Regions from separate parts of the Homo sapiens genome. Here all the other regions are linked to region 3. The links are chromatin loops, found by intact Hi-C in ENCODE. Cell type or tissue: ovary. All regions are shown on one strand. Links, peaks and the distances in the headings refer to the core of each region. The heading gives the core; the rest is flanking DNA. Region 1 overlaps CCBE1 (collagen and calcium binding EGF domains 1). Region 2 overlaps CCBE1 (collagen and calcium binding EGF domains 1). Region 3 overlaps CCBE1 (collagen and calcium binding EGF domains 1).

Region 1 (10,167 bases), core at 1,397-9,396, 99 kb before region 3:
GAATTTCTGATTAATTCTGCATGATATGAAAGTCACATACTGGCTTGATTAGTTCAGGCACTGTGCCTTGTCTTTTCAGCCTGCAGTGGTAATAAATCAAACAGGATTTTCGGAGGTGGAGGCCTGTGATAAGCATGGCTCAGGTCTGGCTTTAGTAATCCCAGAGTCAGAGAAGAATTGTCTTGAAAACTGTTTCTACTAATGCAGATGCTTTACAAGCCTACAATCTAAAGGGCTGTGTGGTAAAATTCTCCAGGAAAAGGTGTGTATCCTGAGTCAAAGGCCAGCCAGAGCGGCAGGGGCATTGCTTTTAACCCATCTCTGAAAAAGTAGCCCCAAGCAGTGTTTGTCTCTGGCTTTCATCCAAGCTCCTGCACTGTGACTGGCTCTTGGCCGGACAAAAACAGTCAGTTACCTCCCTGGTGGAAAACTGCAATTTCTCTCCATTTTGATTAAAGCCACCTTTCTCACATTTCCTGTTTCTCTAAGCTGACCTTTGGGCAAGTTTTAAGATGATGGCTTTGCCGTAGGCTGGGCTGATGGATGGTCATGGAGGTGACATCTCCAAAGGTAGTTTTAGTAAACAAAGAATCTAAGACTAGGATTTGTAAGGATTTCGAATTTGCATTTGTTATCAAAAATGTTACTGAATGCCTAAAGCTTGCAGGTAATAATGGGACGTGCAAAAGAAACATGGGTTTTGCTCCTAAGGAGATTTCAGCATAACTTTTTCAACCCCAAATCATATGATGCCATGTTCCAGTGATGATGATCTTGGTTATTACTGCCCTCTTCTTTGTACTGTACACTGGTATAGTTCAGAGGTTTCCTACTTTGGCTGTTTATCTGAATAACCTGGGAAGCTATGTGACTACTAAATCTTGGGTGTCAGTCCCTTATCTAATTGGTTTGGGATGAAACCTAGATAACTAGATTCGTATGGCAAAGGCTGAGAGTCGGTGGCTCATGGCAACCCTGTGAAGCAGGCATGACAGGCAGTATCCTTCCCATTTAGCAGATGTGAAAGCTGAAGTCTGGAGTGATGAACTGACTTGCCCAACATGACACAGTTGGTCTGCAGGAAAGTCAGGATGAGAAAGGCTTCCGTCCGAACAGGCTTTGAAATTAAATCTGGCAGTCCATTTACCACATTGCGGCCATTGTGTGAAATTCCTTGGTTATTACCTTAAGAATCCGTTTCTGGGAAACTTAATGCAACTTGTCTAATCCTGGCACCCCTCCAACCTTAACAGACTCTTTTGTGTACCGAACTTTTGACTTGTAGGGGGAGAAGCATAAAGGCAACTGGGGTCTTAGGGCCAGGACTGAGGAATGGGTTTGGCGCCTAGCCACTAAGGGGAGTTTCACAAGAGACAAGTTCCAGCCAAGATGGCACTGCCTGTCTCTAGCTTGGGAGACCTGTTTCCTCCTTGGGGAGGCATGTTCTCTGAGAAGGGAAAGGGGCGGCTTTTTAGTTGGTCATGTGCTTAATATCTATACTTGAAGCTGATCCAACTTTTTAAATATGTTAGACAATGCCATTTAACCTGAAATTTCTTACTTTGGAACTTGAGTTAATCACATCTGGGGTCTCCCATGAATCACTTAGCCATCATTTTTCAGGGCCGCCTCTGGCTCCTCTTTGTTTTCTTTTTCCATTTTGCCAACTTTTTGTTTAAGATGAGCATTCCCTAAAGCGGTCATCTCTTGATCTCTCTCCCCCACTCTGCCCACTATGACCCCACAGCAGCCCTCACTGGTTTGACAGGGCTGCCCTGCACTCTGCAGCTCTGGAGGGTTCTTGAGAGCCCATTTCCCTCTAACCCAGATCCTCAGGTTGGGATGCCCCAAGAATATGCTAAGCAGGAGGAGGCCAGAGCGCCCATCACATAGGATCTGTAACTTGTTATAGGACCACAGCCGAGCTCAGCTACTAGAGATTCTGTGATGCCTTTAGACTTTCCTCTTGATCCCAATATGGCCATGGTAGTAGGATTTTTTAAAGTAACCTAGGTTTAATAATAGTCCCCTTGGTAAGTGTCCTCTTTGCTCTATGAGTGCTTGCTTACTTTCAACCTTCTTATTCTTTCCTTCTCTTCTGCAAATATTAAATGCCTACCATGTGCACTGTTCTAGCTATGTCCGTGAACAAAACAAAGGTCCCTTGTAAATCTTGCCTTCTAAAGTGACTGGGAGTAGGGGGGATTAGTGGAGAGCAGACAAAAGAAATAACCTCATACCTTATGGAACGAGGCAGCTGGTTAAATAAACTATATGCCAAGTATCATATTGATAAAGAATAAAGCCACTCCTGGCCCTGTGCTCAAAACCAATTTAGGAGAAACAAACTTATAATTAACTGTAGTATAGTGTGATCAAAATATATACCAAATACAGTGAAAACACCTTAAAGATCTCTTCTGTCTTTTTTTTTTTCTCCGACAGTTGGTCAGGACAGGCTTGACCAGGAAAAGGCAGATGACATTGGAAATGACTCTGGAATGGGAATGGCATCTGAGTAGACAGAAAGCTACTTATTCAGAAAGAATTGTGTGGGTGAAATTACGCAGCGCGAATGAGCATGGTGTTAGGGAACAAAAGCAACAGATTCTGGGTGAGAATGAAACAGGAAGTAAAGCTTTGAACAGCCTTGCAGATCCTAAGAGATGACCCTAGAGATGGTAGGAAACCATCCAGGTTTTCAAGCCCAGCGGTTTATACCATCAGAGCAGTGTTTTCCCCTGGTCACTTCCACGGAGTGGAAGACAGGTACAGAGGGAGACTAGGAGGCTCAGCCATGGTTAGTCTCCTAATCAAGACTTGATGAAGTTCTGGTCTCCATCGACAGGGCAGGTGGAGAAGAAGGAAGGAGAAGAGAGAAAAGTGGACACATAGTTGTCAGGCATTTGTCATTGGATGTATTAAGTGGGAGAAAGAATGGAGCCATAGAAGACTTCAGAATTTCTGGCTTGAACATCTAGATGTGCTATTGACTAAGAAATGGTACATCCTATGGTTTGTTGTAGAGGTGTGGGAGGACATAATGAATTGTGATTGGACACATGCTTCTCATATATTAACATTTGTTCTGAAATAAACAGACGTATGTAGGTTGGGTCATGTCACCCCATTTAATAGCATATTAACAGAAGTCAGGAGGACTGCGTCCTCAGCTCAGCTTTAGGACTGTGACGACAAAGTCTTGGAGATGGGTTCAGAACCAAAGAAACAAACTCTAAACTAGGCTTGAAGGAAGTGAATTTCAATCAGCGTTTAGACTAGATCAAGATTGAGAGCTCAGGATATGCTTCTGAGGCCCTTCCTTCTGGGCTTCATTGACTAGCCGCCATAGCATGGGTCTTGAGAAAAATTGCCCCAGCCGTCTGCTGCTCCTGATCCTGGTCAGTGTGCAAAAACAGCCAGTGAAAAGTGCCCTCCAAAAGTAGCTCGGGAAGGCAACCCAGACATTATTTGGGAAGACACCATTGTTTTATTAGTGGCTAAGTGTGTTTTAAATTTAAATTAGAACTATGTGAAAAAACAATGGTAAGTAAATCACTTTTTGTTAAAGACCTTTCTGGGTACATCTGTTCTTTAAATATATTGATATTTAAAATAGAAAATATTGCCCACTGGAGAACCAGGCACGATGGCTCATGCCTGTAATCCCAGCACTTTGGGAGACCGAGGCAGGTGGATCATTTGAGGTCAGGAGTTTGAGCCGGGCCGGCATGGTGAAACCCTGTCTCTACCAAAATACAAAAATTAGCGGGGCATGGCGGTGTGTGGCTATAATCTCAGCTACTCAGGAGGCTGAGACAGGAGAATCTCTTGAACCTTCGAGGCAGAGGTTGCAGTTAGACGAGATCGCACTACTGCACTCCAGACAGTGCAGAGCGAGACTCCACCTCAAGTGTGCACCTGTAATCCCAGGTACTCAGGTGGCTGAAGAACGAGAATCGCATGGACCAGGGAGGCAGAGTTGCAGTGAGCTGAGATTCTGCCATTGCACTCCAGCCTGGGTGACAGAGCAAGACTGTCTCCCCCTGCCAAAAAAAAAAAAAAAAAAAAAAACCCATCAGAGAAAAACATCTTTGTGCTTCAATTTTAAAAAGATAATTAAGAGGTTTAGAGTTACAAGTGTGGGATTGTGAAAGTCATTAAGAACTAACCATATTGATATCTTCTAATTTTTTTTTTTAATAAAGATGGGGTCTCACTATGTTGCCCAGGCTGGTCTCAAACTTCTGGGCTCAAGTGATCCTCCTGCCCAGCCACCCAAAATGCTGGGATTACAGGCGTGAGCCACTGTGCCTGGCCTCTATATTGATATTTTTAATTAAAATTCCAAAAGTTAGACAATTGAAGTCTAAAAAGAATGGAACATACAAAATTTCTGAGTGCAGTTTAAAACATTGAGTGTAATTTGTAAGTTTCCCTTAAAATAATTGTTTGAAATTTGCTTACATAGAATCAGATTTGTAAGTTGAACTATATTCTTCAGAGAAAAACAGGAATTTGAATTTTAACTTCAATACATCGAATACTAATTTTTAAAATCAATAAGACAAAACAACTCTTGAATCTTTTCTGTATACAGAAATCCCTCTCAAGGGTACAAAAAAAATCACACTGACAGAAAACATATTTTGCTGTTTGTACCTTGACACGGCTTAACTGGTGGCAAAATGATTCCTGTGTTCTGCCTGCTACTATGTAGTTGCGTAGTTATCCTCTACCACCCCCCACCCCATCCATGCCCTGCAGCTGGTGTAGATACACAGGTGTAGAGCATGCTCCTATTTTTAATCCAGTTACTTCCGATAAGAGCAGGACTTTGCCCTTTCCACCCCACTCCCCACCTCAAGCCCCTGATGAAGGAGTTTCCTTTAGGTCTGTCTTCTCCGAATTCCTTTAGGATTTAAAGTCCATACCTTGCAATTTAGCACTTAATGATATGCCCTCTCTTCACAGTCTCTAATACTTTCAACATGTGTGAGTCTTGCCTTCCCAAGCAGACTAGGAATTCTTTTCTTCCTTATTCCCACATCTTTGTTCCAGCCAGCCATCTAACAGACATTAAAAAAAACAAAAACAAAAACAAAAAAAAACAAAAAAAAAACCCTTGAGATTGGCTGAGTTCTTTTCCCTACTACTTTGAGTGAAAGGAAGTCACCCAAGGCCAGTTGTAAGAATTGTCTGCATGGGGCGGCTCCCATTGCATAGCACTGAGCTTAGGCTGCAGATACCTTGGTTTGCATCTTGGCTCCATTACTTATTGGCTGGTGTGATCTTGGCTAATTTATTTCAGCTGTCCAAGTCTCAGTTTCTGCAGGCTCTTAGCCCAGTTCCTGACAAATAATAAAGCTCCATAAATAATCATGGTTATTGGTAAAGTCAGCTGCCCAGAAAACCTCTACTTTCTAGGGAAGAATAGAATGACACAATCTCTAGCAAGAGTTGGGGGAAGCACTCTCCATCAGCCCTAGAATTGCTGTAGCCTTTTTGCTGCCTTGGGGAAGACAGGAGGCTGGGGCCCTCTGAGCATTGTTCTAAGCTGCCACCACAACACTGCCTGGAGGGAGGATTGTTTGTTTTTTTTTTTTTCTTTTTTTTCTTCCCTTTTTTTTTCTTTTTTTTTTTTATTATACTTTAAGTTTTAGGGTACATGTGCACAACGTGCAGGATAGTTACATATGTATACATGTGCCATGTTGGTTTAAGGGAGTATGAAGAGCCAGTGCTTCTGCCAAAGAATTAAGATCTTATTTGTCACTTGAGATTTGCCCCAGTGGCTCTTAACCTGTTCAAAAATGTGCAAAGACTTGTTGACTGAGACACCATTCTCTATCTAGGCCTATGCTGTAGGCTTCCTGCTTAGACCTGTGAATTTTGGAAACTGAGTAGAGGCATTCACTGGCTTAGGGGTATAGTCATGCCAAGCCCAGCAGCATGTCACTTCTGAGTTGGACTCCAGGTATGTAGCTTGAAACCAGCAAACAGTAGACTTTACCCTGCTCTTAAGACTTTATGGACATCTGTTTTCCCAGTGACTCTATATTTCAATCTATAACTCTGAACTTGATGCGTAAGTCTCAGGCTCAGTTTCAAAGCCTTTAGTTTGGTGTCATGAATGCTCTTTTCCTGTATTTGGTATACAGAAAAATGCTTCCTTTTTTTATTTTTTTTTTTAAGACAGAGTTGCACTCTGTTGCCCATGCTGGAGTGCAGTGGCACAATCTTGGTTCACTGCAACCTCAGCCTCCCTGGTTCAAGTGATTCTGCTGCCCTAGCCTCCCAAGTAGCCGGGATTACAGGCACATGCCACCATGCCCAGCTATTTTTTTGTATTTTTAGTACAGATGGGGTTTCGCCATGTTGGCCAGGCTGATCTCAAACTTCTGACCTCAAATGATCCACCCACCTTGGCCTCCCAAAGTGCTATGGTTACAGGCATGAGCCACTGTGCCTGGCCCGAAAAATGCTTCTTGACAGTCCTCTGCTTCACTCATGTGTGGGCTTCTCCTAAAATGTGTTTTGAATCATGGTCTTTCTGCTTTCTAAAACTTTGGCCATGCATTTCCATTTGAGTGGTGCTCAGTGGCTCATAAAGAAAGGCTATGTACACATATGCATCCCAGGAGGCCTTTCCTTTCTTTTCTCTCTAGTCCTGGCTGGCACTCTTGCCAGCTCTTACTCGGAAGCAAGGGAAGAAGCTGAGTGATACTTAATAAATTACGAAGGGAAGAGCTGCAGTGTGATATTAAGACTGCGTTGCTCATACATTGGAATAGGCAGAGCCGGTGGTGAGATCTCTTCTCAGAACCATGCAGGTGTGGAGCTCCCAGTCCTTTGAAAGCAACGCATGCTGTTGCAGACAGGTTAATTTCCTCACTGTCTTTGTGCTGAAGCATGAGGTCCCACATAGTGAAAGTATTCAGGAAGCTGAGTGTACCTGATTCAAAGGGCATGGGCTTTGGGGCATCTCAGTTGACTGTTATGCATAATAGAGGTGTTGTGGGCTGTGCCCACATCAAACCCTTGCCCTTTTGCTGTTGGCAGCCTGTGAATCCCCAGGGGCGCTGGTGGAGCAGATGGGAGCTGCATCCTGAAACCCACTTTGCTAGCTGGCTCTGTGAAGAATGCACTGGTTCACCTTTGGCCTCTGTGTGAGGCTCCGTTCCTCATGTGTCCACCTGGGGCTTGTTAGGCGTATTTTCTGAGTGAACTCTGGAGCCCACTTAGGAAGTAGCTGCAGGCACCCATGCTCCTTTCCCTGTTGGAAAACAGGTCAGACAAGGCCAGATATGCAAGGTGTGTGAGATGAGCCCTTCTGAAAAGGAGCACTCAGACAATCTGTTTAAAACACATTATATTCTGGTGGATTCCAGAATCTTTTTTTGTTCTGAAGCTTTGTTCTATCAAGTACTGCTTGAGGATAAGATTTTCTCTGGCTAGAGTCTAGCAACCTTTTCTGTTCTAGTGGTATGTTGGCTTGTTACTTTATTGGGGTATTTGGGGGGCAGGAGGGGTAAGGGGCCATAGAGCCTAGAATGATGTTAAATGGTCTTTATATTAAAATCCATTCTTGGACGTTAATTTTGGAACAATATCTTAATACCTGCAAAAAAGTATAAGGACACATAAATGACTTTGTATCCAAAACCCAGCTTAAGATATGAGACACTGAGATGCTTCAATAAAGCTAATGCACCTGCTTGGTCATCCCTTCCTCATTTCAGCCCTCTCCACTCCAGCCAGATTTAGCCACTGTTGCAAACTTGGTGTTCATTGCTCCCATGTACTTTCCTCTACTTTTAAACTTAAGCATGTATCCCAAAGTGACAGAGTAGTATTTTTCATGTTAATAACCTTCATATATTTTGTGTGCCTTTGTATGACTGTCTGCTAAATATTAGGTTTGTGTGCTACATCCATGTAAACCAAGCAGTTCTCATTAACTGACACTCACTTTTCTATCATATCCCATTGCATGAATAAACCAACATCAGAGAAAGAACTTATTAGTACAGAAGCAAATGGAAATATTGCCCAATCACATTGAATATTATCCCTGGTACTTACCCAATCATCTTGAAATAACTGGGTCATTACTTGTATGGGTAGGTTTTCTGGTATGTTTTAAGAATTGAAAAAGTTATGCTTTCCTGATGTTTACAGGAGAGGAATAGACCCTCTATAGAAAATGCCTTTTCAAATAGACTAAAATAAACATAACACATGAAGAATGGATTGGGTAAGGGTGAAACTGATCATGAGTAAAGATACTTTTAGAGTAAACTAGGCCAAAAAGTAAGAAGTCCATGACTAAATAGTGGCAGTAAGGATTCAGGGAAATAGATTTAAGAAACACTGAGAGGTAGAACCTATTGTACTTGGCTGACCAGATGTGGAGACTGAAGTAAGGGAGAAGCCAAGGATGATTCCTGTCTAGGTTTGGTCTACTGGTTGAGCAATGGAACTGTTCTGTAGCATGTCGAAAACCTAGGAAGGAGCTGTTCTAATGGTGATGAGGGTGGATGTTAAGATAATTACAGATTTGGACCTACTAAGTTTGACACATCTGTGATATATGCAAGAGGAACTGTCCAATAAGCCACTGCATATGAGTCTGGGGCACAGAGATTTGTGAGCAGGAGATCTAATTTTGAGAGTCACTGGAATATGAATGGTGGTTGAAGCCAAGGAAGTAGATGATGCTTCAAGATGTGTGTGCAGTGAGAAGGGAAGATGGTTGAAGACAGAACCCAACAGAACACTAAGGAATCCAGAAGCGAGTATGGGGAGTAGTGGCCAAAACACGGAAGGAGAAAAGTGCTGTCTCGAAGATAGAGGGGGAAGTTTCAAGAAGGAGGAGTTGGTCAACAGATGCACATATGACAAGTCACATAATGCAAGAACTCAAGTCTGTTGGGTTTCCCATCACAGAGCACACTGGTGACCTTCAGGAGAGCTGTGTAAGTGGAAGGTGGGGGATAGAAGCCAGATTATGGATGAGCAAAGACTGGATAATGAGAGAAGAGATGACACATATAGACGACTGCTTCAAGAGATTTGGACAGGCCCAATAGAAACAGATGGGCAGCAAGGATCTAATGTGTAGATTTGAGGAAAATCTTTTATTTTGAATACAGGAGAGGCATGAACACTTTCATGTGCTAAAGGGAAAGACTCCGTGTAGAAGAGAAACTTGATTATGAACAAGAGAGACGTTTTCACTCATCCACAATAAACACTTTCTATTAAAGCTCCATTTGAAGTGCTCATAATCCAGTCTTCAAAGTTTCCCCTTGAAAATTCTTACCTCTCTTGAGTAGTTGACAAATTTGACTTCAAAGAGTCTTCCCTAGATCATTTCATTGCTGATGTGAAAATTAAAATGGGGGCTTGTTCTCGTGCCTTCTCTAAAACACATCTCTCAAGCAGGTGGTAAGGGCTGAGGGTGACTCTTCTTAGAAATGCTAAGATGCTATTTGGCAGGAATAACACTAAATCATTTTGTCTTGCATCAACACTTTGGCCCAAGTTTCTTAAATAATCTCTGACATGATTAGGAAGTAGGGATCTAAGGGGTCTGGAACACAAAGTTAAATTGTGGTGTTGACCTGTAAGGAGTACAGAGAAAATCCTGGAAAAGGAATTGTGTAAATAACAGTAATAGCTAATGCTTATTGAACACTCGTGACAAATGCTACTGAGTAGCTTGTTTCATATATTTCTCTTTAATTTTCAAAATAACCCCATTACCTATATACTTTTTAATCCCCATTTGTATTTATTTATTATTATTATTTTTCGAGACGGAGTCTCACTCTGTCACCCAAGCTGGAGTGCAGTGGCACGATCTCAGCTCACTGCAACCTCCCAAACTGGGAGTGCAGTGGCGCAATATCGGCTCACTACACCTCTGCTTCCTGGATTCAAGAGATTCTCCTGCCTCAGCTTCCTGAGTAGCTGGGACTACAGGCACACGCCACAACACACAGCTAATTTTTAGTAGAGACGGGGTTTCACCATGTTAGTCAGGCTGGTCTTGACCTCACGTGACTCCTGACCTCAGGTGATCCGTCTGCCTCAGCCTCCCAAAGTGCTGGGATTACAGGAGTGAGCCACTGCGCCTGGCCGTTCATCCCCATTTTTAAATAA
Region 2 (10,167 bases), core at 671-8,670, 110 kb before region 3:
TATTATTTTTAATGAAAAATAGTAGCTTCCACTTAGTGGATCCTTGTGTAATATTTACTAATTAAAAATAAAGAATATCCAAAAAGATGGAAGTCTGAATCTGGATTTCTTTTTTGAGGCTGGATATCACTCTGTTGCCCAGGCTGGAGTGCAGTGGCACGATCAAAATTCACTGCAGTCTCAGCTTGCCCCCAGGCTCAGGTGATTCTCCCACCTCAGCCTCCCGAGTAGCTGGGACTACAGGCATGCACCACCACACTCGGATAATTTTTTGTATTTTTTGTAGAGACGGGGTGTCGTTATGTTGCCCAGGCTGGTCTTGAACTCTTGGGCTCAAGCGATCTGCCCACCTTGGCCTCCCAAAGTACCCGGATTGTGGGCGTGAGCCACTGCACCTGGCAGAATCTGGCACTTAAAAATCCACTTTGAGTATGGTTTTCAATATGCCTGTATAAGCTTCCTAGGTTTGCTGTAACAAACTTAAGGCAACAAATTGTGTCTTAAAAAAACAGAAATGTATCCTCATAGTTCTGAAGGTTAGAAGACAGAATCAAGGTGTCTGTGGGGCCAAGTTTCCTCTGAAGGCACTAGGGGAGCATATCCTTGCTGCTTCCAGCGTCTGGGGGTTGCTGACAAGCTTTGGCGTTCCTTGACTTACAGCTGCTCACTCCAGTCTCTGCCTCTTCTGTCACATGGAATTCTTTCTGGGTTTCTATGAGTGTCCAGATTTCCTCCTTATGACACTATTCATTGGATTAGGTCCCGCTCTAAGCCAGTGTGACCTCATCTTAACTTGACGGCATCTGCAGAGACCATATTTCCAAATAAGAAATAACACCTATTTCTCCGGTACCAGGAAGTAGGACTTGGATATGTCTTTTTGGGGGACACAGTATTATCCACTCTGATACTGAAAGAAAAGAATGAGGTGTAAAAGGTGGTATAAACTAAGGAAGTATACTGCTTTGGCAAAATAACTCAGTTAAAATCGTTTTAGTAATTCATATTTCTTTCTCCTTTTGTAAAAATTTAGACTACATTACACAAATTTTGTCTTCTAATTTTTGACATTTCAAATGAGATTATATTCTGTATAATTACTCAGAATACGGACAATATGGTGTATATATCACTAGGAAACTAAGCAGGATTAACATGAGAGGGAGTGACTGGAATTTGCAGTATCTTCACAGTATACCCCATGAATTGCTGAACTGATGAATGATGGATTGTTTTATATTTTTATGAAATGAAGAGTATTCAAAAGAGTAGTGATAAGGAAACTGAGCTCTAGAACAGGATCATCAACTAAATCAACATGAACTAGTTGATCTCTACAACAGGATGGACACACAATCCCAAGACCATGGGCACAGTTGGGAAGCTTGTGGAGAGGCTGAAGACATGGTGACTAAGAGCACAAGTTCAGGACCAGGATAGTCCAAACCCAAGCTCTGCTGTGGAATCAAGGGCTCAACCCTTAACCCCTCCAGGCCTTGATTTTCCTGTCTGCAGAATGGGAACACTGTTCTTATCTCACAGGGCTCTTTGAGGATGTGATAAGTAAATTCCCATAGAGGTGGCATAGCATAGTAGATGAGAATGGATTCTGGAGTCAGAGGGCCACAAGGCCAGTCTTGGCCTTACCACTTGCTAGCTTTATGGCCTTGGGCCAGGTGATAAGCCTCTCTGGGCCTCAATTGCTTCCTCTGTAAAATAAGGATGATGCTAATACTCATTGTTAAGATTAAATGAGGTAAATGAGCTAACACTTGGGAAATTCTTAGAGCAGTGCCTGGCACAGAGTAAGTGGTATTTGAGTATTTTCCATATTGAAGTGTGGAATCAGTGCCAGGGCTACATAAGCCTGATAAGTGTTCATTGCTCCTGTCATGTTTATAATCTCCTCACCCTCCTGCCCCTGAAAATACCCCCATGTCAGCTGCCTTTTCCACATTTATCTGGATACTGAAAAATGCACGTAAAGGGACATTTCACCTTAAGGAAAGCTTGGACTTTCAAAACAGATGCATTGCGAGGTGGTTTACTTTACCAAAGGATTTACTGTGGGGTTCCATAAATAAACGAGTACTTTAAGGTGGAACTTTATTTACAAAACCAATTCCTTCTTTTCAGGAACATTTTGCTTAAAGCAAAATAGATACTAAGATTGGTCAAATTGAGTGCCCTCTGTTTATTTGTCCATCATAGATCTTGGACTATCCACTTCTGCGCTTTGATGCATGTCTATGTAGCATTTTTAGCCCCCAGGATTTTCTTATGTTACTGTCTTAGTCTATTCATTCTGCTATAACAAAATACTTGAGACTGGGTAATTTAAAAATATAGTAAAAGAGATTTATTTTCTTGCAACTGTGGAGCCCGGGAATCCCAAGATAAAGGTGTGGGCAGGTGCGGTGTCTGAGAGCCTGTTCCTCATAGGCTGGGTAGGTGTCCTCACATGGGCTCTTTTACAAGTTACTAATCATTCATGATGACTTAATCACCACCCCAAAGACCCCACCCCTCAGTACCAACACAATGGGAATCAAGTTTCAACACATGAATTTTGGGGGACATTCAGACCATAGCAGTTACCTAGGTGTGATAATGATTGATTTTAGAACTACAGAATGTAAGAATTGGCGGGTGGCTGGGAGATTCTCATCTCTGTCCCAGCAGCTGGTTCTGCATTCAAGAATGTTGATTCAGACAGGGAGAAGGTGGTTCCCCTTTTCAGAACTAATTCAGTCTCCTTGATTATATTTTAAAGATCTCAGTTTGCTGCTTGCTTTTAATTTTTCTCTAATACAGCTTCCTTTCAAATAAGATGATGAATCTCCAGAAGTCCCTGCAAGCATCAGTATATGGCTACAATTTTTTTTTTTTTTTTTTTTTTTTGAGACAGAATCTCACTCTGTAGCCCAGGCTGGAGCGCAGTGGCGCGATCTTGGCTCACTGCAAGCTCCGCCTCCCGGATTCACACCATTCTCCTGCCTCAGCCTCCCGAGTAGCTGGGACCACAGGCGCCCACCACCACACCCAGCTAATTTTTTGTATTTTTAGTAGAGATGGGGTTTCACCGTGTTAGCCACGATGGTCGCGATCTCCTGACCTTGTGATCCACCCGCCTCAGCCTCCCAAAGTGCTGGGATTACAGGTGGGAGCCACCACGCCCGGCCTATGGCTACAATTTTTATACCACTGTGTTGACCTTACCTTGTCTTTATAGCAGGGGATTTTGGTTTCCATTTGTTACCATGGTGGTCAAACTTGGTAGCATATTAGAAACGCCTGAGAAGCTTTTAAAGCCATTCACACTTTGGGGTTCCCATCCTCCAGAGATTTAGCTGTGTGAATTTTAACAGCCCAGTTGATACTATTGCATAGCTATGTGTGAGTGTATCAACTTATAAACATGACTGATACTTTATCCATGCTAATGTTTGCTGTTTTTAAGGTTAGTGAATTATATTTAAGAAAACACAAAGAAACAGCCCAGGTGGTTACAGGGATAACTGAGGTTTGGTAAACACTGAAGCTGGGGAGGTAGAATCACCTTACCTAGCCAATGTCACCAAAGTGGCTGGTGACAAGAGTGTCTCTGAGCTCATCCAAGGCTCTCTTTTGTTTTTGTTTTTGGTATGTGAAGTTTCTCACCCTTGAAACAACCGCACTTGTACTTGGAGGAAGCTGAGACTCCCTTTGGACCTAGTCATCCTGTTTTGTGGCCACCACCGTCATAGCAATATTTAAAAACTCCATTGGGCCTTCAGCCTCAGTGGCAGGAAGCCTAACTCTATTTTGTTGTCTTAGTCCCTGGAGTATATTGAGGCTGCAAAGTTATGTTCACCAGATCTTGGTAGTTCCAACAATCACAAATATATTTTTAAAACTTTAAAAAACATAAATCTATTGCATGTATCAGTACTGATGCTCACATTCTCTCTTCCCTGCCCCCCAGCTGTCCCCTCAATTGCAACTTTAGTATGCCCTTGCATTTGCAGCAGAGTCCCAAGCATACTGTCAGAACCTTGGAATGGTTATGTCACAGGCCAAAGAGAATTTGAGGCTAAATTGTGAAGGTCTAGCCAATAAGAATGAAACATCAATAGTGTTTTCTTCCAGACTTGTGGCCTTGCAGCAAAGAACGAGGCAGCTAGAGTTGAAAAGCACTTCCATACCAGAAGCTCTGCAAATTGGGCAGGCAGCTAGATGTCTTCTTAAATTGCATTTCTGGTGACCTCAGCCATGGCCCAGGCAGACCACCCTCCTTTTCATACAGAAAGGTAATTCCGCTACTAAGTTCAGTCACTCCCACATTGTTTGGAACAGGTTACTCCTAGTGGTCCTGTGGTTTGGGTGTTTGCACCGGGGAACATGATTAATAAAAACCACACAATTCATTTTGACAGCCTTGGCCCATCTCTCCCAAAGTGAGGAGCTGCTCGTGACTTTCTTTTTCTATTTTCAGCTTGTGTTTTTTTATTGCAAAACCAGGCATTCCTTTGAATTCATGTGTGTCCTTGAAAACAAAGCAGCCGTGTTTTCAATAGTGCAGACTCTTCCCCTGTCTGTTGCTGGTAGATGCGCCTAATGGTAAACAATTTATAAACAAAATGTTCTCCCCTCAGCCCCCGGCCCTCCAACCCCTTGCTTTTGTACTGATCTGTAGCAAGGGTCTCCTAGCACGTACAGGATAAGACTTGTGAGAGTTTGAAAGAAACTCACGGCCATTGATTATTACCTGGGCTTATGCATTATGTGAACATGTTCCTTCAGAGAACCCAGGAAGGCATCCTATCCTTGTCCAGACTTTGCTCAGTAAGAGGCAGGTGACCAAGTGCAAACAGCACAGTGGGTGGGTTCGAAAAGAAGCTGGTTTGAATGTTTGCTCTGCCATCTGACAATTTGGTGTCTTGGATAAGTGCCCTGACCACACACCATGCCTCAGTTCCCTTTTGTACAATGGGAGACCAGGATAGAGCAGACCTGACTGATTAAGGGAGGAGAAAATGTTTCTGAAGGACCCAAGATAGACACAGAATGGCAGCGGTTAACTGACAGCAGAAGAAGTAACCAGTGAAATCAGGGAGCTTGTCTCATCCTTAATTCCTACATTTTTTAAAAAAGGATTTTTTTTAGAGCAGTTTTAGATTTACAGCAAAACTGGAAGAAATAGTGATTTCCCATATACTCTCGACTCCACATGGATAGGTATTTCCTCCTCACTACCAACATTCTGTGCCCCCTTTCCAGAGTGGTGCATTTATTACAATCAGTGAACCTAAAATGACACATCATTATTACCCAAAGTCTACATAGTTCATGTTAGTTTTCACTCTTGTCACTGTATGTTCTGTGGGTTTAGATAAATGTATCATGACATGTATTTTCCATCATAGTATCATCCAGAGTGTTTCCTCTGTCCGAAAAATTTTCTGTGCTCCCCCTATCCCTCCCTCTCTCCCTCCCCCAGACCCTGGCATCTTTTTTTTTTTTCTTTTTTCTTTTTCTTTCTTTTTTTTTTGAGATGGAATCTCTCTCTGTCACCCAGGCTTGGAGGGTAGTGGCACGATCTCAGCTCACTGCAACCTCTGCCTCCCGGGTTCAAGTGATTCTCCTGCCTCAGCTTCCTAAGTAGCTGGGATTATAGGCGCATGCCACCACGCCCAGCTACATTTTGTATTTTTAGTAGAGATGGGGTTTCACCACGTTGGTCAGGCTGGTCTAGAATTCCTGACCTCGTGATCTACCTGCCTCAGCCTCCCAAAGTGCTGGGATTACAGGTGTGAGCCACCATGCCCAGCCTTTTTTTTTTTTTCTTTAAGATGAAGTCTCACTCTGTCGCCCAGGCTGGAGGGCAGTGGCATGATCTCAGCTCACTGCAAGCTCTGCCTCCCGGGTTCAAGCGATTCTCCTACCTCAGCCTCCCGAGTAGCTGTAATCCCGAGATTACAGGCACCCGCCACCACACCCAGCTAACTTTTGTATTTTTGGTAGAGACAAGGTTGAAATAAGGATGTAACTGCAGGTGACTTCTACCCTCAAGGGCAGGCTGCTCATTTGGACAGATCATTCTAAAGGGTGGTGCTCATTGTTCCATCTGTACAGTATTCATGGGCAGCCTCATGTTGGCCCTGCAAGTGAAGGTCCTCTTGAACACCCTTGTAACAGGCAGGATCACCCTTGGAGGTGGCCATGGAAGAGAAAATCACTTGGGTGAGCAGATGCAGAAAAGGTGCTGAGAGAAGGTGGACTTTGAATTATTCAATGCCAGGATAGTGAGAGCCAGGAGTCTGAGAGGACACATTAAGCAGACTTCTTTGCATAGTAGTTTTGAGGGTGTGAAATAGTGCTGGGGTGTCGTTTAGATGGGCTGTGAGGGTAAGTCCATGGCTGGCCTCTGTCACCAAGGATGACATCTGTATGTTGCCTACTGTTGTCACTTGTGCAGCAGGCTCCCGAGTGGAGTTAAGCTGCTGATGTTCGTGATGTTTGATTTCTGACATTAAGGCAAAGACTAAAAGAAAATAGACTGAAAGAAAAGACTAAAGAAAATAGGCCTTCCCTTACTTTCATCGAGGGCTCTGGCCATGTAAGTGACAGAGGGTGGTTAGGCTTCAGAGTCGGAGAGATATGAGTTTGCTTACTACTGATGGTGTGACTCTGGTAGGTTAGTGACATCTCTGAGCCTTTGTGCTCGCCTGTAAAATGAAGACAATCCTGTGTTACTTGAAGGATTGTTCTGGGATTCAGTTATAGCCCATGTAATGCCAGGTATGAATAGATGCATGGCAAGTTGTAGCAATTATTAGTGGGGGTTATTTATCCACATGTCTGCTGCCTCTGTGTACAAGGAATGGCTCAGGAATCTCATCTATGAGCAGCTCCACTGGGTGGATGTGAGGATAAAACCAATGACTCCAATGGCCCCAGAGCAGGTGGTCAGGCAGTGGGGACACCTAGAAAGATGAGTGTGATTAGTTCAAGCCCAAGTCCAAGGGGAATGAGGGACTGATTCATCTTGCCTGATGAACTGTCCACCTGCCCATCTGCTGATGAAACACAGCTGCAGGAACTCTTTCACCTCCTTGGTGTGAGTGTGTGGGGAGTTTGCTTTTAGCTGTTTCTTTCAGAGCTGGGTGCCCCAGTGAGTGATACATCATTTCCTGGAAGCCCTGGGGCCCCAGTCACATGCTCTGTTTTGCTGGAGTCCTGGGAATCCCTTCTAAGAGAGGTGTGGTCTTTCAGAGCCTTCTAGACAGGTTACATTTTTGCCACAACTTCAGATGCCATTCACATGCCAAGTTGAACTCTGTGTGTTCTGTCACTCCTCCTATGGTCTTCCCTGCCTTACCCTTTGTGGTTTCCTTTATGGCAAATTGAAGTCCGATTGCCTGGACAGCCCTGGCCAGTGCAGGGATGTTATTATTGGAAACTCTTCCCATTTGGCACCTGTATTAGTCCATTTTCACATTGCTGATAAAGACATACCTGAGACTGGGCAATTTACAGAAGAGGTTTAATGGACTCACAGTTCCACATGGCTGGAGAGGCCTCACAATCATGACAGAAGAAGAAGGAAGAGCAAAGGGATGTCTTATATGGCATCAGGCAGGAGAGCTTGTGCAGGGGAACTCCCCTTTATAAAACCATCAGATCTTGTGAGACTTATTCACTATTATGAGAATGGCATGGGAAAGACTTGCCCCCGTGATTCAATTACCTCCCATCAGGTCCCTTTCACAACACATGGGAATTGTGGGAGCTATGATTCAAGATGGAATTTGGGTGGGGACACAACCAAACCATATTAGCACCTGTCCTGGGATCCTGCTACATATAGTATTAGGATAAACAATCTCATGTAGGTCAAAAATAACTCATTCTAAGATAATGAGGGTCTCAGCTTTCTCTCTTGAGGGCTTCAGGGCAGTGGCCACATTCTAGCCCTGCAAATTTCCCCTTTTCTACCTCCTCCAACCAAATTCTTCTCCTCCAACCAGGTAAATGCTCCTAGAAAGTCCTAGAAACAGCAGGGTTGTCTTGTTTAGCCAGGGTAATCTCTCCCCCCACTGGAAGACAGCGAGAATGAAGAAGCACTGAGGTCAGAGGTGAAGGGAGAAACTTCTAGGCTACCTAGGAGGGTGCTCTAAGGGGCCTGGAGTCAAGGCTCTCACGTGGGGAAAACTGTGTCTCTTTTTCTGCATGTGCATGTTCCTTCTCCCCTCTCTCCCTCCTCTTCCCTTCCCAACTCTTTCCTTTCCTATTCCCCTCCCTCTTTTGACTTGGCTTACAATGGTGAAGATCAAAAGCTGTGGAAGTGTTGAATGGGACTGGGAATACCGCCCTCTCTTGTCCAGCTTTCTGCCGTGAATTCCCTACCTGCTTGTCTGGCTTGTGTTGGAAGAATTGAGGTCCCTTTTCTTCAGTGATGTGGACCACTAGGAGTTTATAAAAATGGTTTCATCAAAAATGAAGTTAGATATAAATTCAGCTGGAATAGTTTAAGACCTCTTTACCTCATCAAAACAAGAGGAGTTTAAAAAAAATCACTGAGTTTAAAACACATTTAAAACTCACTTGGAACCATAAGCCAATGAGATTTGGAAGAAAATTCCAAACAAGGATAATGAGATGTGACCAGTCTGACCAGACAAGAACAAAACACTAAGATCACTTTTTAAAATTAAGTCTTTGTTGGCTAAAATGAGTACAGTTAAATGGAGCCGGATAAATCATAGAAAGAACTTTACATCTGAGACTTTATATATAATACACATATTACAAACCAGTGAGGAAGGAAGTATTATTTAACATGTACCTTTACAACAACTTGCTTTCTGCTGGCCACAGTGGTGTGCAAATGTAGTCCTAGCTACCTGGGGAGGCTGAGGCAGGACAACTGCTTAAGCCTAGGAGTTCAAGGTTGTAGTGTGGCCTGATTGTACCTGTGAACAGTCACTGTGCTCCAGCCTGGGCAATATTAGCAAGACTCCGTCTCTAAAAAACAAAATAATAATGATAAATAAATACACCTGGCTTTCAATTTGGAAAACATAAATATTTAGTACCCCTCCTCACATGATAGTCCAAGTAATTAGAGATGGAAAAATAAAACGTTTTAAAATTTTATTTTAGCATTCAAGTAAACATGTACTATATAATGGTGGCATCATTTTTAATATGATTGAATCATTTATGCTTTTGAAGTAAACAGATACTTTGAGGCTAAATACATATTCACATCTTCAGGTTACTTTCTATTTTCCTTTAACTTCATTTTACAGGAGAAAAAGTTAATTTCTAACTGCTAAAAACATGAAAGTTTTATTAGATGATTTGTAACTATGAACAGTTAGCAGTCCTAATATAACACTGAAATCCAATACCTGGAGTAGCAGATATTCTCTCTCCACTATACACGAAGTAAAATATAGTTATGTAAACTTTCTCAGCCTCCAATAATTATAGTTATTAAAAAAAAACTGGGTAGTTTACAGATGTACATAATAAATTCTGAGCACTTCCTCTTATCCTAAGTAGAGATACAGATACTTTTTAATGGCCCTCAAGGTTTAGCTGCAAAGAAACTTTTCTAGGCCGGGTGTGGTGGCTCATGCCTATAATCCCAGCACTTTGGGAGGCTGAGGTGGGTGGATCACTTGAGGCCAGGAGTTTGAGACCAGCCTGGCCAACATGGCAAAACCCCATCTCTACCGAAAAATTAGCAGGGTTTGGTGGCACGCACCTGTAGTCCCCGCTACTCAGGTGGCTGAAGCAGGAGAATCTCTTGAACCTGAGAGATGGAGGTTGCAGTAAGCCGAGATTGTGCCACTGCGCTCCAGTCTGGGCGATAGAGCTAGACTCTGTCTCAAAAAAAAAAAAAAAACTTTTCTAAGGAGGATATGTTAGATGTATGTGTCTGAAGATTGCAGACTTCTGGGAATAAGAGTTGGCTACTCTACATTTTACATCTCATTTTTTTTCTTTTTTAAACTAGATTCTGTGGAAAACATCTTAATTTATTAAATATTTTTTTCAATAGCAGTGGGTCTCCTGATGTTTCCCAAGCTGGTCTCAATTTCCTTGCCTCAAGTTTCCCTTCTGCCTATGCCTCCCAAGTAGCTGGGGTTGCAGGCATGAGCCACCGCTCTCAGCTCA
Region 3 (10,167 bases), core at 1,550-9,549:
CTGGTTTTGATCTGTGGTGAAACTCCAGGAGTGGGCTAAAAAGGTGGAGGGGCTAAAAAGCTGGACCACAGCTGAGACCCAGGAACAGCCTACCTGGTCCCATTTTGTCTGCCACTGGCCTGCTCTCAGAGCTGGCTTATAATATGGGTGTACTCGGTAGTGGGTTTTAGTTTGGGTTTCCCTGGAAACCACCCTGAGACAACGACTTAAGTTCATGAAGTTTATTTGGGAGGTTATCCCAAGGAGCACTTGGGGGAAAGTGAGACAAGGCAGGGAAGTCAGCCAGTAGAGTGGTCAGAAGCAAGTTACTTCTGTGGGTTTCTGGAGCTTAATCCAGCTGGGAACTCTGGGAATCATATAAAGTTAGAGCCTGGGGCAAGGGAGCTGTCAGTCATTGGTTCAGGGCTGTTCCCAGGGAGGTATTAGTTCCCAGGCACTTTCCTGTTTCTCACTTTAGGCTGCCAGCGGGTGTGCAGACTCTGGTAGCCAGAGAAAGCCTTCAGGCAAAGTGATGCAGAGGCCAGCTGTGGGCAGTTGGCCCCACAAACATGGAAAGTGTGAGGACAGAGGGGATGTGGGTGGGTTCCCAATAGTGTCTGCTGCAAGCATCTCCTTGTAACTTAATGTCCACTTCATCCACGTGTCGCATGTACTCTTCTGTGCCATTTTAAGGGGAGCTACCTTTTCCTGATCTGCCCACTGATTAGAAAATAGCCAAGTTTAACATACAGCCAACATGAGTTATAGCTGAAGACAGCAGTGAATATGATGACAAGAGAAGATCCATTAACAAACAATTGATTTAGAATTCTGTTTATAGTTATTTTATGAATGGCTTGTTCTTGGCTCACTGCAACCTCTGCCTCCCAAGTTCAAGTGATCCTTCGGCCACAGCCTCCCAAGTAGCTAGAATTACAGGCACGTGCGTCGTCACACCCGGCTAATTTTTGTAATTTTAGTAGAGATGGGGTTTCACCAGGTTGGCCAGGCTGGTCTTGAACTCCTAACTTCAAGTGATCTGCCAGCCTCGGCCTCCCAGAGTGTTGGGATTACAGGAGTGAGCCACTGTGCCCAGCCAGCTTTGTTCTCTTAATCATTACTTTAACATCAAAATGTGTGTAAAAACTGACTGAATACTGTGCCTGCTATGGGGGTGGAAACAAAGTGTTGATTAACACTGTTTTATGCCCCAGTCCACAATGTATCATCTCCTTCTTTCTCAGGACACTCACCAAGGGCCTAGGAATGGGTGCAAGTTTCCTCCGCCCCCAACTTCCCAGAGAATTGCCCAGCTGGGTTCAGAACCACGGACAGTGACATAGGAGACAGCACACCCCTGTGCCCAACAATTCTGGACATAATGATCTTGTGACAGATCCCTCTTTTGATCTTGGGAATCCCCAGCCCCCTTGACCATGTTTGTTGAATGTTCAGGAAAATGTTCATTATCTCTTCCAAACTCAAGGAGTGAGACTTTCAGTAGTTGTGGCTCTGAACCCCCTTCCAGCCTAACTGCTAATGGCCAGTGGAGAAACTCGGTGCTCTGAAAACTTGCTGCTTTGTGTCCTCACTGCTAGTGGCATCTGGTTTTAAGTGGTGCTTATAAATGAGTCTAGGAAGAAAGGGATAGAACTGACTGATGGCTTTGTCAAATCAATTTAGACACCCTTAGGCTTAAAATGTGGCTTCCATATGACTTCGGGTCCAATGATGCTGGCAGATGAAAATGAGATGGAGAGTCAGTGAGCTCTGGCTTAAGCTGTACTTACATTTATGTAGTGCCTTCATGACTTGATATCCTTTATATGTTACTAAATGAATTTTTATCTGAAACAGAGCCAAAATTGCCATCATGGAGGCTTATCCTTGTGAGCATGCATAGAAACAGGTGAAAAGTTCTTCTCCCCCAGTTAAAGGGAACTTGGACCCCAAGGTAGCTAAATAGAATATTCCAGGAATGCCAAATACCCAGGATTCCTTACAAATAACAACAGTGTAAAGGCACAACTTGTTCATGGGTGAATCAATAAAAGCCAGTTTGATGCCCTGTTCTTAGCTTCTTTTTCTCAAAAGGGCTTTAGCAATGTTGTCTACACCCATTTTTCAAAAATGAGAAAATAGAAGCACAGAAGTCAAAAATAACTTGTGTAGTACCAGAATTCCACCTCCAATGACCTGTCCCACCTGCTGTGCCACACTAAGAAGTGTGCACTCTTAGCTTCCATGCTTCTATATTGTGTGGTTTAAGGGAAACTGCAAGGAAGAAGAAGTGATATACAAGTGATCTGGCTGGCCCTGGGGAGCTTAATCAGTATTTGGTTTATTTTAAGATAACCTGAACTGGAGATAGTGATAAGAAAGGTTACCCGGTGTTTTCCAAGGAAGAGCTGAGTGGAAAGTTGAATTTGGACAAAGGCTCTATCTATCCTGGCAGAGAGTGGTGTGGACAGCTTGCAGACACTCACCTGTGTGTTGTGTGTTTGCTGTGATGTTCTGGCCGCTGTGCAGGTGATCTTACACTCCTGCCACATTCTGCCTTCCAAGAGTCTGAAGTCTCAGGAACTAGGTCATGTTGTAAAAACCAATTAAATAGAAACTTAGTTAGCAAGCCAGGAAGGTCCGTGGTAATGAGCCAAATCATCTCCTAAGAAGAGAAACAGACCCTGAAGATGAGTCATAACAGGAGGTAAACAAAGATAAACTGCAGTGACCCCCTGGACTTTCCTTTTCAGCACAGATTGTTTTGCCCCTATCAGTGGAATGTTAATGACTCACGTCCATCCACGAGGTCCTGTTGCAACAACAAACACTGGCAGCTACTATCGGCCACTTGACATATTTGCTGGCCCTTCTCATTTTCACTGGCTCTTTCTTATCCCCCAGCCTTAATGAAAAGTTGCAGATACTTGCATTCCTAGCAAGGAAGAAAAAGTAGAGGTCTTTTTGAAGAGGAAAGTCTGTGTCCTTGTCCCCTTTCCTTGGCATCATGGTATCTATGTATAAGGACAACTTTGCTCTCCAGAGTTGATAAGAAAAAAAAAAACAAACTGTAATCCCAGCACTTTGGGAGGCTGAGGCGGGTGGATCACTTGAGGTCAGGAGTTTGAGACCAGACTGGCCAACATGGCAAGACCCCATCTCTACTAAAAATACAAAAGTTAGCTGGGCGTGGTGGGACATGCATGCAATCCCAGTTATTCAGGAGGCTGGAGCAAAAGAATCGCTTGAACCCAGGAGGCGGAGGTTTCAGTGAGCAGAGATCGCACCACTGCACTCCAGCCTGGCGACAGAGTGAGACTCCATCTCAAAAAAATAAAAGTAAAAGCACAAATGTTGCTTGAGCATCAAAATAGGGCAAGCACAGTTCTTCAGCTTTACTTGGATTACCCCTTTTGTCCTCTCCTCAAACCTGTAAAGTAGATCCTCTTACTATGCCCATTTTGCAGATAAGAAAACTGAGGTTCGGGGAGATTAACTTCTTGAAGTCATAGCTGGAAAGTGGCAGAGGCAGGAAATGAACCAAGGTAGCCTGACACCTCAGCCTGTCTCCTCTGCTGCCTCCTCCCCTGCCTATCTCTAAAGATGACTTTATGAGAGTTAGAGGGGAGCAACATAGAGCCAGCAGAGCTTTTAAGGTAGTGTTTATTGCCCCAAAATAATTTTTCTTACTATTTAATTAATTTTCATCAAACTTAAGGATTACTTTGGACTTGTGACAATCCAGGTGAACTGCTGCTCAAAGATAGACTCAAAATATCGTGCGTTTCAGGTCTCAGAAACTTGGAACATAGTAACTCTGAGAAGACATGAGCAGAGGAGAATCTCAACCCAGATTTGGAAATGATACCATTTATGGACACATTGCAGCTGAAGGCCATGCTTAGGAGAAGTGGCCCCCCTCCTGGGTGTAGAGACAGTGCTTAGTACATGCCTGGCACATAGTAGGCATTTAATAAATAGATGCTATTTTTAAGACTCATTGTGTTTATGCCTGAACAATTGCTCTTCAAATAAAACATGACTGTTATTTGTGTAGCTACAATGCCAGCTAGCAAACTTTACAGACAGATGTGTGGCTCAGCGCAAAGAACGTGTAGGTTGCAACCGTGTACATTTTCTACTCTGGGCCTCATTCTAGTTCTCCTCTTTCTTCCTACCCTTCTTGTTGTTGCACCTCTGCACTTCTTACTTCTGTTCCCTTGTGTTTTATGTATTACTTTACATATCCTTATATCATCTTTGGAGATAGCTAAACATGCATAAATTTAAAAAGTAAAATAAACATCAGAGCTTCCTGCTTCTCAGCTTTGCAAACATAAAAGTAAAACCATGTGTGTCGGAACCTGGCCCCTTGGGTTATTGTAATTCTAGGCGTAAAGTGAGCTAGGATCAGGAAACTCAGAAATCGGAATTATAGAGGTTTATTGATGACCACTGAAAAACCTAAGGAATTGTGGCCAAAAAAAAACTTAAAATGTGTCTGCTGAAACTGATGACTTCTCCTTGATGTTTTAGTGATTGGAAAGGCATTCTGTGTCGTGGCAAAGGGTACTCTGGGGCAAGGATGAAGTGTTTGCTCTTTAAAGTCAGCAGATGCCGCTTAGATTAGAATTGTAGCCTCCTTTTTTTTTTTTTTTTCAAGGAAAGGAAAGAAAAAAAAAAAAACAGGAGAGCATGCCTAAATTCCCCAAAGGAAGTCTGTATTCCATAGAAAACAAACACCCCGCCAGCAGCTACCCTCACACGCACAGGGCTCCAACCTCGGAGTCTGGGCCAGCCGAAAATGTCAGGGTGGCTTTCCAAGTCAGACTAGCTTGTGAGATTGCTGGTGTTGGCTGCATGGAAGGCTGAACTGCAGGAAAACAAAGTGCCAGATTAAAGCAGAGTGACAGCCGCTCTCAAAATGACTCACTGGGAGGGCCACGTGCGGATGGAGGAGCCGTGTCAGGGGCGCTACCAAGAGTCCAGGCATGGCAGTCAGCACTTATTAAACGCCACTGATTTAGCATCAGTGTATTGGATACGGTAAAAGATTCAGGTCCAGCATCTTTGAGCCTCAATTTTCGTATCGGTAATATGGGATCCGTAACTGTTTGGGATGAGGCTTTGTAATCTAAATGTTGCTATGTAAAAGATGCAGAATTGGTCCCTCCCTTGAAGGGCTTATGAACTGACTTTACAAATTTGCGATAGGCATATGGTGTGGTGTATATGAGGGTTCATTGGAAAGGATAGTAAAGCCACGGCCCCATGCAAGATGGTGATGATACTGCTGTTCTCGTTGTGGCTACTGGGGTCCCTGCAGGCTGAACTGCATATCAGCAGAGCTGTGCAAGTCCCCTGTTCCTCCAGTAGCTAGCCCGTGATGGCCCAAGTGTGGCATAGGGGGTCTTCTCTCCCCCTGCTTCCTGGGAGACAGCCGGGCATAACAGAAGGAGCACAGGCTTGGAGCCAGTCAGACATGAGTCTGAACTCCAGCACTGAGCCCCCATTTCCATGTCTCTAATATGAGGTACAAAGCACTACTTGAGATAAGCCCTCTAATGTTACCATTGCCAGGCCCGTCCCCGTTTTCTCTAAAGTGTAGCCATTGCTAATTTTCAGGATAGCCAGAAGCTATCTTCTCTGTCACCTCGAGATTCATGGGCTATCTCTGCCACCAAAAGTTCCCACCCAGCAGATCACCCCTGTCTTCCTTGATGGAACTAGGAGCTGGCCACCTGTCCTGCCACCTGCCTCCAGACTTACCTGACTGTGGTGTCGGAAGTTCCACACTGAAGTTAGGCCTGAGCAGCCTGAGAAATTGCCACAAAGGAAGTATACAGTTGAAAAGCGTCCTTTCCTGGACAGCCAGACAAGAGAGACACCTCAGTACCTGGACTTGTCCCTCCTTTGGGGCCTGGATTACTTTCCCGCTAATTCTTCCCAACACCTGCACCTGTGCCCTTTCTTGAATTTTTTTGTTTTGTTTTGTTTTTTTGAGACAGTCTCTCTGTCACCCAGGTTAGAGTGCAGTGGCACAATCTCCGCTCACTACAATCTCTGCTTCCCCGGTTCAAGCGATTCTCATGCCTCAGCCTCCCGAGTAGCTGGGACTACAGGTGCCTGCCACCACACCCAGCTAATTTTTGTATTTTTAGTGGAGATGGGGTTTTGCCATGTTGGCTGGGCTGGTCTCGAGCTCCTGACCTCAAGTGATCCACCCGCCTCCCAAAGTGCTGGGATTACAGGCATGAGCCACTGCTCCTGGGCTCTTTCAATTTTCTTAAATGGACAAACCTCACCCTCTGCTTTAAGAAAACCACACATCCTCCAAAGAAGTCTCATTTTCTTTTTTCCCTCCTGTCGTAGAGGTGCTCTGATGTCTCCTGCCCAGGTTTCTCAGGCTGTGGGTGCAGGATGGGCTCTGAGTGGGAGGTAAGAGGAAAGGGGTGCTGATGTTCCCACATCTTCACCCTCCAGTGAGAGCCGTGGGCCTGCTCTTTGTCTTACCCGGGATTTGTTCCCTAAACACATATCTCAATAATACCCTTTTCCTCATCAACAGCCAGCCAGCTCCATGTCATCTAGCAGACAGTGTGCTGTTTCTAAGAGCAGGACCCTGAGAAAGTCCCTGAGAGTGGAGACTCCCCACTATGGGGTCTTTCCTGCCCTGGGCCTGCCAGCACCACAGGAAGGCGCTCAGCACTTCGTGCCTCTCTGTCTGTCATACAGGGAATGGCACGTGGCCAGCACATTCTTTAATTCTGTTCCTCTAATGGATGAGTTGAGGGCAGTGGGGTTTCTAACTCCTGCTGAAATTAGAAAGGTTCCCTTGTACCCCCTTGCAGGGCATGCAGCAGGCACTGTTGCTCTTTGCTTCAGTGCCCCACTGCTCAAACCTTGAGGGGAGCATACAGATGGGCAGGTTGTGGGGCTCCAACCCCACGGCTGTGTCTAGGGGTAGATGTTTACAGCTCCTGAAGCCCCAGTGGGCATGTGCTATCATGTGCTCTTTCAGTTTTGCCATCTATAGGTGGCTTGTGTTAACCAGGTCAATTAGACCCTGGGCACAGGCCCAGGGATGGAGCCCTAGCCAGGGACCACACCCTTCTCTACCCAGCACTTCGCTTCTTTGGTATCATTTAAAGGGACCACACCTTTCCCAGCACTTCCCTTCCTGCCTTCCTTCCATATCACACCGCTACTGTAGCTCTTAACGATTGCTGGAAGTAGAAACTTGTGTAAACTACCTCAGGTGAAAAAGAAGATTTATCATATGGCTACAGAGGAACTATTAAGCCCAAAAACAAAAAATGAAGGATACATGAGCCTCATGTGAACAAGAAATGGAAATCAAGGGCTAAGGTCATTTTCTCCGTCTCATGAAATGCCTGTTCTGTCTCTCGATGGATTCCGAGTCTGTTCCATTTTGCCTCTTTTTGATCATGTTCCTGTGCTTTTCAACTTACATGGATTCCCCCAAATGGCTACATCAGCTATAGAGTGGGTAGAGTTGTGCTCACAACAGCCTGCTGATGACATCAATCTCTTATGAAGAGAGGTTGGTTAATGGTTACAAATATGCAGTTAGAAGAAATAAGACCTAATGTTTGACAGATCAGCAGGGTGACTATAATTAGCAATAATCGATTGTACATTTCAAAGAAGCTAGAACAGAATAATTTGAATGTTCCTCGTGGAAAGATAAATGTTTAAGGTGATGGATATCCCACTTACCCAGATTTAATCTTTACACATTATATGAATGTAAGAAAATATGTACATCTGCTGTGTATCCATAAAATAACTTTCAAACCTCCTAAGCAAATTTGATTGGCTCAGCCCAACTGTAAATGGATCTCTTCAAGGCTGGTGTTCACTGATGATGGAGCAAGAGGTTCTAAAGTGTGATGTGGGCAAGGGCCTTTCAGGAGCTCTGAATATGTCAAGTTCTCTAGAACTAGAACATAATCGTTATCATTCTGATTAAATGCCATCAATTAGTGCCATCATCAGTGCTCCACTGCTCGTCTTGAACTTCTCTGTCTTCTGTATCTTTGTATCTCTGAAGTTGGAATGTGTTTTTATTGGCAGTTAGTTAGGCACCAGTTAGGGTATAGTTGCCAGTACTTGCAAGTGCACAAACAGCAAACATAGCAGCATAAAAACGAAGTCAGGGTTTCAGCTGCTGGAAAGAAAGTCCTGAAGACACAGGACTCTGGTAGGGAGTGGTGAATCCCTTGTCTTCAGCAGTATTCTCAGAGCAGGGGTCAGACATAGGCTCTAGGTCCTTCCAGAGCCAGCTGAATGGGGCTGGTACTAATGACTGGTAGCTCTCACCACCGATGCTCCTGATGGTATAAAGGACAGTGTTTTGTGATAAAGCTCAGGAGCTGATGACAGTAAGAGAGATTCAGGAGAATCAGAATCCATATGCAAAGACATTTTAAGACCATCTTAACTAGTCTATGTTTCTTTATGCATGCATGCAATATACAATAATCAGGAAAAAATGTATTTTAATCAATATGGAAGAATTTTAGTGATAAGGAAGCATTTATGAAAGTTGAATTGGCAACTGGCCGGGTGTGGTGGCTCCTGCCTGTAATCCCAGCACTTTGGGAGGCCGAGGCAGGTGGATCACCTGAGGTCAGGAGTTCAGGACCAGCCTGGCCAACATGGTGAAACCCCGTCTCTACTAAAAATACAAAAATTAGCTGGGTGTGGTGGCGGGCACCTATAATCCCAGCTACTTGAGACGCTGAGACAGGAGAATCACTTGAACCTGGGAGGCAGAGGTTGCAGTGAGCTGAGATCACGCCATTGCCCTCCAGTCTGGGTGACAAGGGCAAAACTCCATCTCAAAAAAAAAAAAGTTCAATTTGCAACTTAAAAATTATTCATATTATAAAGACTAATGGTGCATCTTACAATTGATAATGTCTCAGTTAATGAGCTTCCATAACAACAGTAGAGGTGGCAGAATTCTGAACTGCAAATATCATTAAATCCTAATAAACATAGCACCCTGCTCCCTCTGTCAGAACTCATGCACACAGTGAAATATGGCTAATGGCCCCAGCATCCTCTGCCATTCACACAGCAGCAAGGATCAATGGACTTGCAGGAAAAATAGATACCCAGATAGATTTGTCTCTCACAATCAAAGGAAAAGATGTTTCCTCCTCTTTGCAGCTGGCCTTCCCAGTGTTGGCGGTATTTGGATCTGCCATGATGATAGCTCACATTTCACAATTTGAACTCCCAGCACCAGTGCAGCTTGGTGTTTGGGTTCCGTGATGTTTTTTTGGCTGGCTTCTCGCCTCTGGCAGCCTGGTGTCCTTGTACAACAAAATGTGCACAGCCACTCCCCTCCCTGGCCTTCCCCTTAGACCATCCCCATGACATCGCTTTGAAAACATGTTGGGTCGCTTAAATAGTTATTCCTTTTCTCACCCAGCTCATTAATAATGAGTAATTTAGTAATTTAGTAAATCAGCCCGATCTAAAAATACTTTTTAGAGGGAAGAAGCCCTCTGGATTTCAAGGTCAGTGCAGGGCGCACATGAAATAGTTGTTTTCCAGTTCCCTCCTGTATGAAGATGGCTTGTTTCCACCGGGCACTGAAGTTCTTCTTTTATGTGGTGTGCTGCTGTCAACTTAAGACATGTGCTAGATTCAAAATGTGGCCAAAATTTGTGTTTCAGTGTGTGCCCCTGAGGGTTTCTGGTTAAGGACCAAGTTTCTTGTTTTTCCTTTTTTATCCCCTTGTATTACATTCAAAATAGCAATATGAACATTTTCCTAGTATTTATCATGCATCTATGAATGCACAACAATCAGAATAAAAATATAATTTCCAGGATTTTGTTTTGTGGTTAAATGATAGCAGTTTATAGATAGTATCATTAAAATTCTTGATCAGACTAGATTGCTATCCATTGTAGCTACTGTGTGTGTGTATATATATATATTTATGTGTATATATATGATTTTTATTCATATCTGCATTTTTACATAGACCTTTTGTTAGCTTTTGACTTTGTTAGGCAATGCCCAGGAGTTAACTACCAATGTTGATAAATAGGGAAATATTGTGGCAGCCACTGCCTTCTGTGGCCAGTTTCTCAGTCTGTCTGTCGAGGACATTAGAGTTTGAGGACCACAGAAGCACTGATTCCAGGT

Evidence for each region. A loop is a pair of places that touch in the nucleus more often than their neighbours do. Peaks named below come from ENCODE experiments on the same cell type or tissue, not always from the same donor. Only the 100,000 strongest peaks of a DNase experiment are listed, where the experiment ranks them.
Region 1: a loop joins it to region 3, with 2.3 times the contacts of the local background. A loop is called at or near these places in 5 of 110 quality-filtered maps.
Region 2: a loop joins it to region 3, with 2.3 times the contacts of the local background. A loop is called at or near these places in 6 of 110 quality-filtered maps.

What each region holds. Positions count from the first base shown.
Region 1 is chr18:59,607,771-59,617,937 of GRCh38, reverse strand. The region is part of intron 2 of CCBE1 (collagen and calcium binding EGF domains 1); the gene reads left to right. Among named protein-coding and RNA genes, the nearest start is that of CCBE1, 85 kb to the left of the region's middle. In ovary, for the core only: no CTCF peak of the experiment used is centred there; a DNase peak (open chromatin) is centred at 5,224; H3K27ac peaks cover 26 bases.
Region 2 is chr18:59,618,165-59,628,331 of GRCh38, reverse strand. The region is part of intron 2 of CCBE1 (collagen and calcium binding EGF domains 1); the gene reads left to right. Among named protein-coding and RNA genes, the nearest start is that of CCBE1, 74 kb to the left of the region's middle. In ovary, for the core only: no CTCF peak of the experiment used is centred there; a DNase peak (open chromatin) is centred at 4,215; H3K4me3 peaks cover 494 bases; H3K27ac peaks cover 4,892 bases.
Region 3 is chr18:59,509,117-59,519,283 of GRCh38, reverse strand. The region is part of intron 2 of CCBE1 (collagen and calcium binding EGF domains 1); the gene reads left to right. Among named protein-coding and RNA genes, the nearest start is that of LMAN1, 150 kb to the right of the region's middle. In ovary, for the core only: no CTCF peak of the experiment used is centred there; DNase peaks (open chromatin) are centred at 2,633, 4,823 and 9,297; H3K27ac peaks cover 7,194 bases.